2 separate regions of the Homo sapiens genome follow, and region 1 is linked to region 2. Evidence: chromatin loops called from intact Hi-C (ENCODE). Cell type or tissue: endothelial cell of umbilical vein. All regions are shown on one strand. Each heading gives the region's core, and the rest is flanking DNA. Links, peaks and the distances in the headings are about the cores only. Region 1 overlaps VGLL4 (vestigial like family member 4). Region 2 overlaps ATG7 (autophagy related 7).

Region 1 (9,333 bases), core at 2,799-5,298, 68 kb before region 2:
CACCATAGATACTTTTTATTTTGGAGAAAGTTCAGACCTACAGAAATGCTGAAGGACTAGCACAGTGAACACTCACATACCCTTCCCTGCATTCATCGGTTGTTAACATTTGCCCGTATTTGCTTTATCTTTCTTTCATATGTGTGCAGACAATGATATGATCTCACATCATCTTTTCATATTCAGTAATGCCCTTTATACTTTAAGATTTTTTAAAAAATTCTTTTACATTCTTTTTAATTCAAGATTCAGTAATGAATCACACTACACTTAGTCATTGTATTTTCTAGCAATCTTTAATCTAGGAGTTGTCCCACTTTGCAGGGGGAAGGGTTGGGGGCTTTCATGGGAAGAGGGGACCCAGAGACTGCTCTGGAGTGTCAGCTCCTCAGGGCCTCTCTTTGAAACACCCAGGGACCAACGGCAGGGGGTCGCCTGTCCATCAGCACTGGGAGGGGTGACGTTGTATATGATAAAGGAGGGATTTAGGATATGTGTGGTTCCTCTGTGGTGGGAAGTGTGCATTCAGAAAGAGGACAAGGGAAGCAAGAGAGCTGTTGGAGGAGGCAGAAGATTTGGAATGCAAGATGGCGAGATACATGGAATAAATTAAACACCTCATGCCTGCTCTAAGATAAATCACCTTTTCATAATATTTGATTTCCTGCCCCAAAGGCTCATCTCTGTCTAGCCAACAATTCCAGCAGTTTTACTTTTTTAAAAAATCCAGTATCTTATTCATGGCAGAGGTGGAACATTCCCCTGTCCCTTTTTCTCCTTAAACCTACAAATCTGAAACAAGACCATAATAGATTTCTCTCTTGGGAGATCCCTCAATTTTTTACTTATAAATAATTCATTCAAGGCTCCATTGAAGTCTCTCTCCCTCTCTCTCTCTCTTTTTTTTTTTTTTAAGATGGAATCTCAATCTGCCACCCAGGCTGGAGTGCAGTGGCGCAATCTCGGTGCACTGCAACCTCTGCCTCCTAGGTTCAAGCAGTTCTGCCTCAGCCTCCTAAGTAGCTGGGACTACAGGCATGCGCCACCACATGAGGCTAATTTTTGTATTTTTAATAGAGACTGGGTTTCACCATGTTGGCCAGGGTGGTGTCGAACTCCTGACCTCAAGTGATCTGCCCGCCTCGGCCTCCCAAAGTGCTAGGATAACAGGCATGAGCCACTGTGTCCAGCCCAGTGAAGTCTCTTGACTGTGAAAACTGGTAGCATTTAAGTGTGTGTTGGGGCATGTTCTAGTTTTTAGCAGCATATTTGATGTATAATAAAAAGTGTTCTTGGGATTTTGACTTGATGTTAATAACTCCTTAATGGAGCAGTGATTGGAGGATGATATGTACATAGGACCTAGGAAGGTCACCAAGTTGTGACACTTGGAGCCGGTGGTGGTGGTGGTGGTGGTGGTGGATCCCTGGGTGCTGGGAGAGGGCAGAAGGCAGGCTCTGGTGAGATGCTGCACATGGACCCACCATGGGCGCCTTCCGCCTCCTGAAGCCCAGATCCCTGGGGCCACCTCATTTTTTTTTTTTTTCTCTTTTCAAGGATTGGTTGGTCAGCATTTTTTCATTTCCAAGAAATATCACAGTATCTTTCCAGTAAGTTGCCCCTTTTTCCTTAAACTAGGTTTGTTTTATGTTGCTTGTAACCAAAAGAACTTTTTAACAAATACAGATATTTGGGTTGTTTACATTGTTTTACTGTCATTTGCAGAACTTCGAATATCTCCATCCTTCCTCCCATCTCATATATTCCCACTTTTATAGAAGTGGAATTTCTGGGTCAGAGGTCTTCCATGTCTGTTTTCGCTGGTGTGTTCTGCCAGCTTCACTCTATATGGTTTACTGATCTGTTCCCACCAGCAGCTGTATGCATCTGTCTCTCTCTCGGCATCTTCCCACAGGTGACTGCTACCATTTATTCATTTATATAATATTTGCAAGTTTCTCGGGGAGAAACATTGTTATTGTGTGTTTTTTTGTTTGTTTGTTTGTTTTCTGCTACTAGAGAACTTGAATGATGTTTTCATATCCTTATTGGCCGTTTGCATTTCTTCTTCTGTGACCATGATGTTGTTTATACCTTGTCTTTTTTGTAAATTAGAGTATTCATCTTCTTTCTCTTGATATGTTACGACTCTTCATATTAAGGATGCTCTGTCAAATGCGTTGGGGAAAATAAGTAATGTTATTTGCTTTTCAGCATTATTTACTGTATTTTTGAAATATAGATTTTTAAAATTTGGATGTGGCCAAATCATTAAATCTTTTATTTAATGGAAAAGCCTCGTAAAATGTTCTGGAAGGGACTGAAATGTATTGTGTAACACCTGGCCTGGGTGTGTCTTGATGGTAGAATGATTGTATGTGTTTAATACACATGTCTGCCGTGGAGCGGAGGGAAGCTTATTGTTTGTGTGTCATCACTTCGTCAGTCCATCCCCCCAAACCTCTCCTGAGGGCCTCCTGGGTTGGGTGCGTTGGGGAGATATGAGTATGCTTGGGGGAGTCAGCCCTGGGTAGAGAGGAACTTAACTAGGCCAGAGAAGGTTTCTGCCATGGTGATGGGCAGGAATGTGCCCATCCTTGGCGGAGCTGAGGGGGCTATGGCCACTGTCTCCCAGAGGCAGGCCTGGAATGGGAGCATCGTCATCGTGACGAGAGTGGGATTGCAGCCCACTCCTTCCCGGGTTGTCTTCTTTTTTTGTCCTCTTTTTCTCACCTGGTCCCCTCCAGGATATTTTTCACTGTCACATTGAGCTTTTAGAGTATTTGATAGTCTCTTGTTGAGTACCATTAGTAAGCTCTGAAATCAGAAAAGTTTAAATTCTGCTTTTATTTAACCATTTTACCAGATGTTTCCTGTGGCTTGACAGATGTACCATTTACTAGAAAGTTACACTCCTGAGATTTGGAATGTTATGGACACTGTTGCTATAGACAGTGATTCTGTCAGGGCAGGATTTGGAAGACAATTTTCACATCATTTTGGGGTTGAAGATGTGTTTTTCACCAGAACAGAAATGCTATTTTCATAATCTGCTTTTATCTTGTCTTTTATAATTAGAACCTCTGGTTTATAAAATACTATATCTGGTTGATCAGAGTTTACTCTGATAAATACCGTGGTGCTTCAATTGGTGTTACTTTCTGAAAGCAGCTGGGCTTGGGTATATCAGGGTCTTGTTTGCAAAACTGACCTGGGTGTAAAAGAACTCAGGTAGTGGGCAGGTGGAAATTTAAATTGGGCTGAAAATCTTCTGCTTCACTTCTCCGGGCTACTTGATGCTGGCGTATGGCTAAGACATCTGCAGACTTAGCAACTTCTTGCACCCACCTGTAAGTTCACCAAGACAAACCTAGGATGGCTGTGGCACCTTTGCTTCTCCAGTGCCTGGAGTCACCATCTGTGGCAGCCTGAGTCCTAAGAGAAAAGCCTCTCACCTAGGGTTCTGCTGGTGGAAGGGAGGCAGAAGGAAGTTGCTTCCTACAGTGCAGGAGTGAGACTGTAGTTGCGGCTGCAGCAGAGAATAGGGGATTTCTGGCATTCCTTCTCTGAGGGGCCGGCTGCAGCCCTGCTGTGGAGTTGCATGCATCGTGCCTTCGGAGCGTCTCCACTTCTGCAGCAACCTTCCTCTCCTGTGTTTTCTTTAGCCTTATTTTGAAGTTTTATAAAAGCCTTATGTTATGGAAGATGGAGAAACAAAGAAAGAGGAAATCGCGTGCTGTAATTCTGACAGCAAATCTATTTTCTCACCAAATGGAACTGTAATGATGCGTGTAGCGTTTTGGCAAGGCACCCTCTATAAATAAACCCTCCCAGGAGTTCCTGACCTACCCCAGGACCCATAGGAAACTTTTATTGCAGTGCAGGGGGCAAGCAGGCCCCTTACCTCGCAACCCTCCTTTCAGGGAGGACTTTTATTCTGACAAGCGCCCGCCCATCCAGTTTTGTGCCTGAGACTGCTTGCCAAGTTTGTGAGGCCCAAGGCTTTCTTGTGGGAGGACGCTGGGCTGTCTTCATGCTCTTTGGCAATGATTAAAGTGAGGTTAGTACCAAGAACCCTTTCATTTTATTCCCTTATCCTTGCTTTTTCAAACCAGATGGCAACCCTGTATTTTCAGCTGTAATTAATTTAAACTGCGAGACAGCAAGTGCTGGGAGAGGTAGAGTAGTCTTTGCTTAGAAGGGACAGCAGTGATTTTCCTTCTCGTCCCTCCCTTCTCCCCAAACGCCACCTTGTCCCAATCAGATTTGTGCCATGCACAGTTTCTCCTAAGCGGGGACTGGAATGGGAGAGAGGGCTGCTGAGAGCAGCTGCAGCATGGCTGCCTGCAGTAGCTGGAAGGGTTAAGGCACACTAGTGATTGTTTCCTTCATGGATTGGAAGTAACCAAGTTTCAGGTGATGGCTGTCATGTGACCGCCTCTAGACAATGGTGCATAGTTTGGCTGCTGATTCGGGGAGTACAAGGTGCTTTTTCTTCCCACTCAGTCCAGCTGCCAAGATCGCCTCCAAAAGGGGGTATGTTTTAGGTTTAACATTTATTCTTAAAGAAAATTACAAGGGAAATAAAAGCACTTGGCTGCAGTTGGAGTCTGGAGGGTTTGACCTCAGCTATTTGACCACTTCTCTCCATGGAAATTGTACTTGAGTCCCTGCTAAGTTGCCTTAGAGTGCAGGACCAATTAGAGATTGAGAGATCTTTCACATTTAATAGAAAATGAATGCTTTTGTTTCATCTCTCAGTAACTTGTACGGTCATTCCACAGAGCAGCCTCTCCTCCCACCCTTTTGTCCCCTCCTTGTTCCGAATGAAGCTGGGTTGAAAATGGAGAGTGGAGTAAGTGACTGCTTGAGGGCCGGGTGTCTAGGTATGCTCACCTGCCTGCACAGATGAGGACCCTCCGGGTTTTAGTTTCATCATTCGAGAAATGCACTTTCTGGCCATTAAAGAGAAGTTGCATGGCTGGGCACGGTGGCTCACGTCTGTAATCTCAGAACTTCAGGAGGCCGAGGCAGGCAGATCACCTGAGGTCAGGAGTTTGAGGCCAGCCTGATCAACATGGTGAAACCCCGTCTCTACTAAAAATATAAAAATTAGCTAGGCGTGGTGGTGCATGCCTGTAATCCTAACTACTTGGGAGGCTGAGGCAGGAGAATCACTTGAACCCAGGAGGCAGAGGTTGCAGTGAGCTGAGATCGTGCCACTGCATGCCAGCCAGGGCGACAGAGAAAGAGTTATCTTTTTTTTTAAAAAAAAAAAAAAAGGAGTTGCAGATTGAAGAGGATCTGTTAACATAATGTATATGCAAAGCACTTTGTAACACTGTACACCAATGTTATACAAATGGTCAATATGTATTGCTGTTAACATTAGCCATCCTCCGATGACTTGAAACAATTTTTAAAGGTTCACAGTGAGAAATGAGAACCACAAATATGTAGCTTATAAGTCTCCGAAATGCTCACTGTTGATTACAACATCATTGACTCCAGTGGGCCCCTTGTGTGCCCAAGTTTGCTGGATTTAGTGAGCTGGGTGGTGAATATTCTTTGTTGATTTAACTTTTATGTCCAGTGTTTACATTATTGATGAACATTCATTTCTCTCATGAACCACTTGGGCTGTTTTCACAAAGGCTTACAATTTCAGTTATTGTTGTGGACAAGATCCATCCTTTTGGAAACCTTTAATTTTTCTCTAGTAGAGAGGGCCAAACGTTAAATGAAAAATGCATCCTATACTTCCCACCTCCTTTACTACCAATGATGTGTTGAACATTAAACAGAATTATCATATGATGCAGCAATTCTGCTTATAGGTATACACACGAAATAACTGAAAGCAGAGACTTGAACGGATACTTGCACACCCATGTTCATAGCAGCATTATTCACAATAGCCAAAAGTTGGAAACAACCCAAGTGCTCATCACCGGATGAATGGAAAAACCAAATGTGGTCTGTACACACAATGGAATATTACTCAGCCTTAAAAAGGAAGGAGATTCGGACCCATGCTACCACACAGATGCACCTTGTGTAAGCCAGTCATGGAAAGACAAATGTTGTATGATTCCACTGACATGAGGTTCCTAGAGTAGTGAAAGTCCTAGAAGGTAGAATGGTAGTTCCAGCGGCTGCAAGAAGGAGGAAATGGGAGGTTGGTGTTTAATGAGTGCAGAGTTTGGGAAGAGGAAAAAGTTCTGGAGACGGATGGTGCGGTTGGCGGCACAACATACCAGTGTACTTATTGTCACTGAAAAGTGGTGAATTTTATGTATGTAGTACTTTACCATAGTAAAAAAAATATGAAAAACTGTGATGACCAACTTCAGGTCAACTGAATAAACATTAATGAGTCCATTGTGTGTGAATCCTTTATATTCCATACTCATCTGGGGTGACTGAGGCTGTGAAGGAGAGTCAGGCAGCTTGGAGGGCAGACCGAGCTCCAGGAATACAGTATTTGGTGCCTAATAATCGACAGATGTGATGCGTGATGACCACCGGGGGTGGTAATTTTAATTTAATTCAAAGAGTAGTGAAGAGTCACCATTACCATCTGGTTTGGAAGCCCTCGTACAAAGGAAAGGTGCATGAAACTTGGGGTGCATGAAACTTGGGGGGGAGGGTGCTTCTGAATTCTCTGGAGGCATTATTTGAATCATCAACTCACGAGTTTGGGGGAAGAGATGCCACTTCAGTGTTGAATGGAATGATTGAACTCCCCCCACGTTCTTTTCAGTCTTCCACACTGCACACTCCACAGACGAACACTTCTGGGTGAAATATGATTTTATAGCCAGGGGGTTGCATCTAGATGTGAGTGATGTTACAGTGAAGCTCCAGAGATAGCTTAGTTCTGAAGTTTTTGCAGAATTTGAAAATGAGACTATTTTAAAAGAAATGCAGTTTTATAACTCAGATCAATGAAATAGGCTCTCAGTACTGTTTTTTTCCCGTGGGAACTCTGCTTTATTTGTCATTAGGGTGTCCATTGTCAGTAAAGCAGTAGCCTTGCTAAGTACCTGGAGGTCCTCAAAATAATTTTTTCTTTAAGTAATGTAAATCTTGTTTCTGTAAAGCAGTCTGGTTTTTTTTTTTTTTTTTAGAAAGTTAGCTTGGCCAACCCTTTCCCCCTAGTTTTGGAAAGATGGAGCGTAGCCCTGACTACCTGGATGCTCAGAGGCAGTTCATGTTGAGAATTAACACACTACATGATTGGCTCTCAGGAGGAAGGTCCTTACGGTCTATTAGTACTTTAAAGAATATACAGTAGAGGCCAGGTGCAGTGGCTCACGCCTGTAATCCCAGCACTTTGGGAGGCTGAGGCGGGCGGATCATGAGGTCAGGAAATTGAGACCATCCTGGCTAACACGATGAAACCCCGTCTCTACTAAAAATACAAAAATTAGCCGGGCGTGGTGGCGGGCGCTTGTAGTCCCAGCTACTTGGGAGGCTGAGGCAGGAGAATGGCGTGAACCTGGGAGGTGGAGCTTGCGATGAGCAGAGATCACGCCACTGCACTCCAGCCTGGGTGACAGAGCGAGACTCCATCTCAAAAAAAAAAAAAAAAAAAGAAAATATACAGTAGATGCCTCAAAATCTCTTACTAGATGAGCATTTAATCACTTCGTATACTCAATACTCAAATTTTCAATGGGTGTATAATAATTTAGCTCAATAGTTTTGGGGTTTATTTATTTATTATTATTACTTTTTTTTTTTTTGCAGAGTTTCTGAGTTCAGTCAGGGTAGATCGGTAACTTTAAGAGGAAAATCAGGTTTGATATTTTTATTTAGTGCTGAATAAATTTATTGAACCAGAGGTCTTCCTGTAGTACGGAGAAGTCCACAAAATAATTTCGAACTGGTTCCTACCAACCTTAGGGCTGGACCATGGGAAGGCGGCTGGCATTCAGGCAGTTGTGACCATGCTCCGGTGTGTGGGGAGGAGGAGACTGCCACACACCACGTGACGCAGAAAGGAAGTCTGATTATTTGTCTCTCATATGCCTGCACGCACTCATTCATGTCTGGTCTTTAGCCAGTATGGGGTCACAAAGCTGAAATAATGGGAAGAAAAGGATTGGAGACTTTTATGTGACCACACTGTGCAACATGGGTGTGGAAGTGCCTACTGGCATCTTGGGTTGTTTTGATGAAAGGATAGTACTGGTGACTGCAGGTCTTGGAATAATCCTGATGCTTTAGGTTAGTTTTTATTAGACTGTCTACGCTGGTGTTTCGTTCAGAAACGTGCTACGATAAATGGAAGGGAGTGAGTCCTTGCCTGTGTGCCCTATTTCCTTAGGCTGCTTCTGGAGTGTGACCCTCTTAAATATGAATGTTCACTTGTGGCATGTGCCCTGTGGGTGACAGGTTGGATAAGGAGTCTTGTGTCAGAGTAATTTGAAGGAGAATTCTGGGCATGGCAAGGTTGACATAGAAGTCCTTTTCAGTAGTTGGACGAGGAAATAAGATTCATTGAATTTTTCCAAAGGGCAGACCTGGGACCAAAGAATTGTATTTGAAGGCAGAGTTCATTCATTAGGAGGGAGAACCTTTAGGAAGGAGGTAGGCAGCTGTCTGGATAGTGTTTAAGCAGCAGCTGTGTGGTGCTCCTTGAGGGAGGCTGGGATTCCACATCTCTCTCCTGTTAAAACCATTTTAGTGTGAAGTGTTCTCCTGAGTTGGACAAAGCATCCAATCTTTCCAGTGTACAGTTTTTTTGGGGGGTGGGGTCTTGCTCTGTTGTTCAGACTGGAGTGCAGTGGCATGATCTCGGCTCACTGCAGCCTCTGCCTCCCACGTTCCAGCGATTCTCTTGCCTCAGCCTCCCGAGTAGCTGGGACTACAGGCATGCACCACCACACTTGGCTAATTTTTGTATTTTTTGTAAAGACGGGGTTTCACCATGCCAGGCTGGTCTTGAACTCCTGGCCTCAAGTGATCTGCCCGCCTCAGCCTCCCAAAGTTGAGATTACAGGCGTGAGCCACCACACCTGGCCACTAAACAGTTTTATAATATTTTCCAGCAATTTGCTGCATAATATGGAGTAAAAACTAAGAGTGAGCCTTCAAAAGAATTTGAAATTTTGAAAGATGACAGTGCCAGTCGCAAGAACGAGAGAGGGAATGGCAGAAGGTCTCCTCAGACCACTCGTTTCTAGGGGGTTGGCGCTGGCCAGGGCTGTTCTCCTTGGGTTTCCCCAGGAGCCCCAGGGCCATGGATGGCCCAGCCCTGGGTCACCCAGCTTCATGAGCTCCTCTGTCTGACTCTAACCTGTTGCTGCTGGTTTCTCCTGAGAATTT
Region 2 (9,333 bases), core at 4,148-6,647:
AAAAAAAAAAAAAAAAAAAAAAAAAACTCCTCTCACTGCCTGCCTTTCATGATGACAGCAAATAATATGATGAAAGCAAGACAGCTTGTTCCCAATTTACCCCTCCGCACTGAGAAAGAAAGAGTCAGCCACTGGTGCTTCTCAAGTCAATCCCAAGAATAGCATCAAAACAAAATCTGAGTAAGATTCACCATCCAGAAATACTGCGTCAAGGAAACACAGTCTGAAATAATTACCTTCGCCTATTTATTTCCTCATCATTAAAATGGGGATTATGATAGTACCCAAGTTCCTTACATGAAACAATATAATGGTTAGTTTTTCTTAGTTTCAGGAAACTCATTGGTATAAACATGGAAATTTATTCCTTTTGCTGGTTAAAAAAAAATTGTTTTTTAAAGATAAAGTCAGCTTTAGAGGCCACAATATTTTCAAATAATAACAGCTCACTGGGCAGGGGATTTGCACTCTGGAAAATTTGGCAAGTTGGTGTTTCAGCATTAAAATTTGGGGAAAAAAATGTTTGAAGATCAATGAAAAATAGCACTGGACTCTATATTTACTTATATAAGATTTTTTTTTTAAATCTTGATGAAAATTTTTATTAGGCTAGAATTGCAGAGCTGCAAGAGAATTCTGAGATCAACAGGTCTTTTTCCTTCATTTACCAGCTGAGAAACTTGGGGTCATAGGAGATTAAGATTGTTTATCTTACCAGTTGAATTCAATACTTTCAGAAATAATTGTTAGAATTCAGTGAAAGTTATTCTCTTAAAAGTACACTGCTTTTCAGCTCCTATCAAGTGTTTCCCTATGCTTCCACAATCCTGATTATCAATTTGGGTATGGGCCACTCTGGGAAAGGCTGTCAAATGTTTATTCTAGAATCCAGCAACTCCCAGATGTCCATCTCCATCTCAGGTTCTGGTCAAAGTCTGATGTAGCAAAGAAACAGAGTAACAAAGAGTGATCTGCACTAAGATTGTTTTGTCTCAGGTTTTTTTTTTCTTTTTTTTTTTTGAGAGGGTGTCTCGCTCTGTTGACAGGCTGGAGTACAGTAGCACGATCTCAGGCCACTGCAACCTCTACCTTCTGGGTTCAAGAGATTCTCCTGCCTCAGCCTCCCAAGTAGCTGGGACTATAGGCGCATGCCACCACGCCCAGCTAATTTTTGTATTTTTAGTAGAGACAGGGTTTCACCATTGTTGGCCAAGCTGGTCTCGATCTCTTTGACCTTGTGATCCACCCACCTTGGCCTCCCAAAGTCCTGGGATTACAGGCGTGAGCCACTGTGCCCAGCCTCGGCTCAGGTTTTTCAATACAGTCTTGACCTTGGCATTCAGTATCCTCACAGCATGGTTCTAATTAACTTTCTAGCTCTATTTCCCTTTTCCTGCTCCCTCTCTCTACAACTAGTCTTTCTCTGATTGCCCCGCCCTCAACCCATCTAAACTAGACCCCAGGGAAGCACCTTGGTCCCCTTCCTCTCTCCCACTCACCATCCAACCAATCACCAGAGCCTGTACATTCTATATTTTCAACATCGATTCAATTGTCTACTTCTTTCTAGCCTGCCCTCTCTGACTGGGACTCCTTGAGCCAGCCTGATCACCCCAATCCATCCCTCACACTGTGCCCATCTTTCTGAAGTAGGAATCTGATCACACCACCCTGCTAAAAACACTCTGGTTCTCCCCACGGCATGTGGTGCCCTTGTATAGCTGGCAAAGCCTTGCATGGCACGGCCCCAGCCTGTGCTTCAACTCAATTGCCCGACTCTCTCCAGCTCTGCTGAGCCACCTAAGTCACAGATGGTTTCTCCTCTCATCTCTGCTCTCTTCCATGTGCCATTTCTGTGGCTTGGAATGTTCTTCCCTCATTCTCTTTCTGGCCCTTTCCCGTCACACCTTAGACGTGCATCTTCCTCTCGAAAACCTCTAGTGAAGCCTCCCAGGGCCAGGCAGTACCCTCCTCTGGCTTCTTCTGGATACAGAGGAAGAATCTGAGCATCGATTCTCCATCTCAGCAGGCCTCTGTGTGCCTGCTGACTCCGACTAGACCAGAGATCCGTAAGGACAGGGATCGAGTTTTTTTTCTTTTAATTCACTGCCTCAAAAATCCTCTGTGCATTACCTATTCATCCTCTTCTCTCCCTTAACCTGAACCAGTGATCTTACTGTCTCCATCATTGTTTTTTTCTTTTCTTTTCTTTTCTTTTTTTTTTTTGAGGTGGAGTCTGGCTCTTCACCCAGGCTGGAGTGCAGTGATGCGATCTCGACTCACTGCAACCTCCATCTCCTGGGTTCAAGCGATTCTCCTGCCTCAGCCTCCCCAGTAGCTGGGATTACAGGCATGCGCTACCATCCCCAACTAATTTTTGCCTCCATAATTTTGCCTTTTCTAGAATGTCATACAGGTGGAATTACTCAGTATGCTGCCTTTTTCAGATTGGCTTCTTTCACTTAGTAATATGTTTGTTTTTTGAGACAGGGTCTTGCTCTGTCGCCCAGGCTAGAGTGTGGTGGTGCGATCTTAGCTCACTGAAACCTCCACCTCCCAGGTTCAAGTGACTCTCCTGCCTCAGCCTCCCGAGTAGCTGGGACTACAGGCACGTGCCACCATACCCGGCTAATTTGTGGATTTTTAGTACAGACGGGGTTTCATCATGTTGGCCAGGGTGTTGTTGAATTCCTGACCTCAAGTGATCCACCTGCCTCAGCCTCCCAAAGTGTTGCGATTACAGGTGTGAGCCACTGCGCCAAGCCTCATTTAGTAATATGCATTTAAACTTTCTCCATGTCTTTAATGGCTTGATAGCTCATTTATTTTTATCATGGAATATTTCATTGTCTGGATGGACCACAGTTTATTTCTCCATTCACCTACTGAAGGACATCTCGGTTGCTTCTAAGTTTTGGCAATTATGAATAAAGCTGCTATAACCATCAAGTGCAGGTTTTTGTGTGGACCTATTATCAACTAATTCGGGTAAATCTCAAGGAGTGCAATTGCTGGATCACACAGTAAGAGTGTGTTTAGTTTTAAGTGGCTGTGCCATTTTGCATTCCCACCAGCAATGAATGAGAGTTTCTGTTGCTCCACATTCTCACTACCATTCGGTGTTGTCAGTGTTTTGCATTTTGGCCATTCTAGTAGGTGTTTACATGGTATCTAGTCATTTGAATGGGCATATGATGTGGAACATCTTTTTTTTTTTAATTTTATTATTATTATACTTTAAGTTTTAGGGTACATGTGCACAACGTGCAGGTTTGTTACATATGTATACATGTGCCATGTTGGTGTGCTGCACCCATTAACTAGTCATTTAGCATTAGGTATATCTCCTAATGCTATTGGAACATCTTTTCATGTGTTTATTTGCCATCTGTATATCTTCCCTGATGAGTTGGGGATGCATTCTTTCCATCTCAGAGTCCCCAGAAACTAACATAGCAGTTGGTACAGAGTTGGTGCTCAACAAACATCAGCTTAGGAACTATGTCCTATGTTTTTTTGTTTTTTTTTTTTTTTAAAAAGGAATGTGAGCTGTTCCCAAAACGTATGTCCTTCCCCCATGCCTCTACCCTGCCCTTCCACAAACTTTCTGATCTTCAGCACACACTACCCAACCATCAAGGCTGAGACTTCCCGTGGCCAGCAGTGTCTCATGCTGGCTTCAAGCCCCACAGCACTGCTTTTTTCAACTTCTCTTGTGGTTTAGACTGTCTTTAGCCCAGCAAGAGAATTCATTGTCTTATCCCCCATTAAACTGTACCTACACTCTTTGAGGAAAAGGGTCCATCTTACTTAAAATATTTTAAAAATTCACATGTGATAAAACTGATGTGTATGTGTATGAGAGAGAGAGAAAGAGAGAACAGTTCTATGAGGCTTAATGTATACATGTGGCCGTGCAGCCCACTGCCCCATGTCACCATTTTCAATTCTGTCATTACCCCTGGGACAATGTCTTGTCAATATACACTTGAGGCTGGGCGGGGTGGTTCCTGCCTGTAATCCCACCTGTAATCAGGAGTTCAAGACCAGCCTGGCCAACACAGCAAAACCCCGTCTCTACTAAAAATACAAAAATTTGCTGGGCGTGGTGGCACGGGCCTGTAATCCCAGCTACTCAGGTGGCTGAGGCAGGACAATCGCTTGAACCGGGGAGGTGGAGGTTGCAGTGAGCCAAGATCGTGCCACTGCACTCCAGCCTAGGCAACAGAGCGAGACTCTGTCTCAAAAATACATACATACACACACACGCGCAAGAGACACAGTGAGTAGAAACACCGACACCACCTCTCAGTTGAGACATGAACACACTGAAAAGTGGCTAAGTGTTATAGTGTCCCTTTTCTTGAATTAAAACTAAAATTCAACTTCTATCAGATCTTCTCAGGAACGAAGCATTTTAAAACCTAGGCCAGGCGCGGTGGCTCATGCCTGTAATCCCAGCACTTTGGTAGGCTGAGGAGGGCAGATCACCAGGTAAGGAGGTCGAGACTAGCCTGACCAACATGGTGAAACCCTGTCTCTACTAAAAACACAAAATTTAGCTGGGTGTGGTGGTGCGCACCTGTAATCCCAGCTACTCAGGAAGCTGAGGCAGGAGAATCACTTGAACCTGGTAGGTGGAGGTTGCAGTGAGCTGAGATCATGCCACTGCACTCCAGCCTGGGTGACAGAGCGAGACTCTCTCTCCAAAAAAAAAAAAAAAAACCTAGACCAGATGCACTTGGCAACTTGGCAGTTTCTCCTGCGTGGAACATACTTCTCTTTCTTTTCTCCTTGTGGTTAGCACTGTGCTGTGCCAGGGGATTGATTAATTTGTACCTGCCAGAGGCTCTGAAAAGTGGAGCTATGTAAGTATGCTATGCATATCAGGCCACTGTCAACAACAGAAACAGAAATGCAGCAAGCACTTTCTGAGCTTTGGTCATCTCAACAGCTAGTGGCTTACCCGGCAGAATCACCATAGAGCTGGCTAGCGCCATGCACTGACTATGACTAACATAGTGCATGGGGTGGCTGAGGGTGGGTAAAAAGACTGGGCGGTATTTCCTGGAACAGGAAGCCACATCTCATGTCTCCCTCTCCCGGTGGGAAAATCACCAGAGTTCCTTCTGCAGAGGGGAATGAGTCCTAAGCACAGGAAACTGCCTGCTGATCTGAAAAGGGAAGGTCAGATGGGCATCCCAAGAAAATGAATTGCAAACGCCCATCTTCAAAGTTAATTATGCTTCTCTTGCAAATCCTGATTATGGGAAGGAAAACAGTTTGCTTAGTAGATGAGAACATGGGTCTAAAAGTCACACTGGCCAGATTCCAATCTTGACTCAACCACTTTCCTTCGTTTGTCATCCTGGGCCACTTACTTCATCTTTTTGAGCCTGACTTTCCTTACCTATAAAAGAGCGGTGTTAATATTTTCAAGGGTATTTATCAGGATTAGATGAGACAGTCATGTGTTAAACTAAACACAGTGGCTGAGACCTTGTCTCTACTAAAAAACCAAAAAAAAATTAGCTTGGCATAGTGGCACATGAGTAGCTGTAGTTCTTCTAGCTACTTGGGAGGCTGAGGTGAGAGGACTGCTTGAGCGTGGGAGATCAAGACTGCATAGTGGTGACACAGCAAGATGCTGCCTCAAAAAAAGAAACCCAGTGCCTGGTACACAGTAGATGTTCATAAGACAGCAGCTACGATATTCTTGCTGTTGTTATGCTCTCTACGTTTCATAAAGCACTCCAAGTGAGAGGTGACAGCATGCTGGCAGCCCTCGCAGCCCTCGCTCACTCTCAGCGCCTCCTCTGCCTGGGCTCCCACTTTGGCGGCACTTGAGGGGCCCTTCAGCCCACTGCTGCACTGTGGGAGCCCCTTTCTGGGCTGGCCAAGGTTGGAGCTGGCTCCCTCAGCTTGCAGGGAGGTGTGGAGGGAGAGGCGGGAGCAGGAACTGGGGCTGCACGCCACACTTGTGGGCCAGCTGGAGTTCCGGGTGGGCGTGGGCTTGGCAGGCCCCGCACTGGGAGCGGCCGGCTGGCCCTGCCAGCCCCAGGCAATGAGGGGCTTAGCACCCAGGCCAGCGGCTGCAGAGGGTGCGCTGGGTCCCCCAGCAGTGCTGGCCCACTGGTGCTGCGCTCAATTTCTCCCTGGGCCTTAGCTGCCTCCCCGCGGGGCAGGGCTCAGGACCTGCAGCCCACCATGCCTGAGCCTCTGCCTCCCGTGGGCTCCTGTGCAGCCCGAGCCTCCCCAACGAGCACCGCCCCCTGCTCCACGGCGCCCAGTCTCATCCACCACCCAAGGGCTGAGGAGTGCAGACGCACGGCGCAGGACTGGCAGGCAGCTCCACCTGCAGCCCCGGTGCGGGATCCACTGGGTGAAGCCAGCTGGGCTCCTGAGTCTGGTGGGGACTTGGAGAACCTTTATGTCTAGCTAGGGGATTGTAAATACACCAATCGGCACTCTGTATCTAGCTCAAGGTTTGTAAACACACCAATCAGCACCCTGTGTCTAGCTCAGGATTTGGGAATGCACCAATTGACACTCTGTATCTAGCTACTCTGGTGGGGACTTGGAGAACCTTTGTGTCCACACTCTGTATCTAGCTAATCTAGTGGGGACTTGGAGAACTTTTGTGTCTAGCTCAGGGATTGTAAACGCACCAATCAGCTCTCTGTAAAATGGACCAATCAGCTCTCTGTAAAATGGACCAATCAGCAGGATGTGGGTGGGGCCAGGTAAGAGAATAAAAGCAGGCTGCCCGAGCCAGCAATGGCAACCCGCTCAGGTCCCCTTCCACACTATGGAAGCTTTGTTCTTTAGCTCTTTGCAATAAATCTTGCTACTGCTCACTCTTTGGGTCCACACTGCTTTTATGAGCTGTAACACTCACCGTGAAGGTCTGCAGCTTCACTCCTGAAGCCAGCGAGACCACGAACCCACCAGGAGGAACAAATAACTCCAGACGTGCCGCTTTAAGAACTGTTAACACTCACTGCGACGGTCCATGGCTTCATTCTTGAAGTCAGTGAGACCAAGAACCCACCAATTCTGTACACACAAGTACTAATACATTACCTCATTTGATTTCAGAGTTAATCTGAGATGGAACATTAATCCTGTGCAATGACAGAACCAAAGCTCAGAGAGTGGATGTACTGCTGACCTGGTTTTTGGGTTCCCTTGGCCAAGCTGCAGCACCAGGCTCTGGAGCCCTTGACCCAGAGGTGGAACTCGGAGCCTGACAACAGTTTCTTCTACTTCCAGTACTTGGTTCAGGAAGTGAGAAAGGGCCTGGCCCTCAGGGCTGGCCGAAGGAGGGGAGAGGGGTGTGGGGGACCTCTGGGAGGTAGGCTAGTTGGAAAGTTAAGGAGACTCAAGGTCACTGGGTGGGTGAAGCTGAGAGGTGACAGCATGCTGGCAGTCCTCAGAGCCCTCGCTTGCTCTTGGCACCTCCCCTGCCTGGGCTCCCACTTTGGTGGCATTTGAGGAGCCCTTCAGCCCCCCACTGCACTGTGGGAGCCCCTTTCTGGGCTGGCCAAGGCTGGAGCCCACTCCCTCAGCTTGCAGGGAGGTGTGGAGGGAGAGGCACGAGCGGGAACCAGGGCTGCATGCGGCGCTTGCAGGCCAGCTGGAGTTCTGGGTGGGTGTGGGCTTGGTGGGCCCCGCATTCGGAGCAGCCAGCCAGCCCTGCTGGCCCCAGGCAGTGGGGGACTTAGCACCTGGGCCAGTGGCTGCGGAGGGTGTACTGAGTACCCCAGCAGTACCAGCCCACCGGTGCTGTGCTCGATTTCTCGCTGGGCCTTAGCTGCCTTCCCTCGGGGCAGGGCTCAGGACCTGCAGCCCACCATGCCTGAGCCTCCCACCCCCGCCATGGGCTCCTGTGCGGCCGGAGCCTCCCCGACGAGCACCACCCCCTGCTCACGGCGCCCAGTCCCATCGACCGCCCAAGGGCTGAGGAGTGTGAGCGCACAGTACGGGACTGGCAGGCAGCTCCACCTGCAGCCCCAGTGCAGGATCCACTAGGTGAAGCCAGCTGGGCTCCTGAGTCTGGTGGGGACATGGAGAGTCTTTATATCTAGCTCAGGGATTACAAATACACCAATCAGCACCCTGTGTTTAGCTCAAGGTTTGTGAATGCACCAGTCGACACTCTGTATCTAGCTGCTCTGGTGGGGCCTTGGAGAACCTGTGTGTCGAAACTCTGTATCTAACTAATATGATGGGAACATGGAGAACCTTTGTATCTAGCTCAGGGATTGTAAACGCACCAATCAGCGCCCTGACAAAACAGGCCACTCGGCTCTACCAATCAGCAGGATGTGGGTGGGGCCAGATAAGAGAATAAAAGCAGGCTGCCTGAGCCAGCATTGGCAACCCGCTCAGGTCCCCTTCCACGCTGTGGAAGCTTTGTTCTTTTGCTCTTTGCAATAAATCTTGCTACTGCTCACTCTTTGGGTCCACGCTGCTTTTATGAGCTGTAACACTCACCGCGAAGGTCTGCAGCTTCACTCCCGAGCCAGCGAGACCACGAACCCACCAGAAGGAAGAAACTCCGAACACATCTGAACATCAGAAGGGACAGACTCCAGACGCGCCACCTTAAGAGCTGTAACACTCACCGCGAGGGTCCGCGGCTTCATTCTTGAAGTCAGTGAGACCAAGAACCCACCAATTCCGGACACAAAGCCACAGACTCTGGCAAATTATCCAGGGGCACCAAGGCTCCAAATGGCACATTGCTGACCAGTGTAAACATTTATCTTTTAAGCTATCGATTCTACCCCAAGCCTGGAAGTCTGACTGCCAAGAACAGTATGGCCAAAAACACTAGGTGAAAAAGAAAACAGAATCCATTTTTGTTTCATGTTGAGAATGTGCTGTTTTGCAGCATGAAGCCCTGGGAAGAGGATGTAAAGAAAGGACAGTCCTCCAAGGCGAGCCTCTCCCAGCTGACAGCCTGCTTTTACTGTGCTGGATGTGGGCGGCGAGTTGCACAAAGAGCGAGGGGACAGCTTTGGAGATGGGGGGTTGAGGGGGTCAGGACATCCTCCCTGAAGGCCTGACCAGACAAGGCAGCATCTGTATCACTGGGATGGGGGAGGGGGTGGGGAGAAAGAAGACCTCGAATGAGGCCCTTTGGTTCAGTAGCAGTAACTCAGATTTTTTTTTTTTTTTAAACTGGGGCAGGGACAAACTTACAAAGACAAATAAGAGGTAATAACACAAATTATACATTCAAGTATGAATGCAAGGAATTGTTCTGCTTGAGAGCTGGTAGAGATCTATTTCAGGACAGGCAGCCGACTCCTGAGTGCAGGTGGCCTG

Evidence for each region. A loop is a pair of places that touch in the nucleus more often than their neighbours do. Peaks named below come from ENCODE experiments on the same cell type or tissue, not always from the same donor. Only the 100,000 strongest peaks of a DNase experiment are listed, where the experiment ranks them.
Region 1: a loop joins it to region 2, with 5 times the contacts of the local background. A loop is called at or near these places in 1 of 110 quality-filtered maps.

Annotation. Positions count from the first base shown.
Region 1 is chr3:11,577,013-11,586,345 of GRCh38, reverse strand. All of the region lies in intron 2 of VGLL4 (vestigial like family member 4), which reads left to right. Among named protein-coding and RNA genes, the nearest start is that of VGLL4, 62 kb to the left of the region's middle. RefSeq lists an enhancer at 2,089-2,927. In endothelial cell of umbilical vein, for the core only: no CTCF peak of the experiment used is centred there; a DNase peak (open chromatin) is centred at 3,915; H3K4me3 peaks cover 244 bases; H3K27ac peaks cover 1,876 bases.
Region 2 is chr3:11,510,233-11,519,565 of GRCh38, reverse strand. The region is part of intron 20 of ATG7 (autophagy related 7); the gene reads right to left. Among named protein-coding and RNA genes, the nearest start is that of VGLL4, 130 kb to the left of the region's middle. In endothelial cell of umbilical vein, for the core only: no CTCF peak of the experiment used is centred there; a DNase peak (open chromatin) is centred at 5,155; H3K27ac peaks cover 1,993 bases.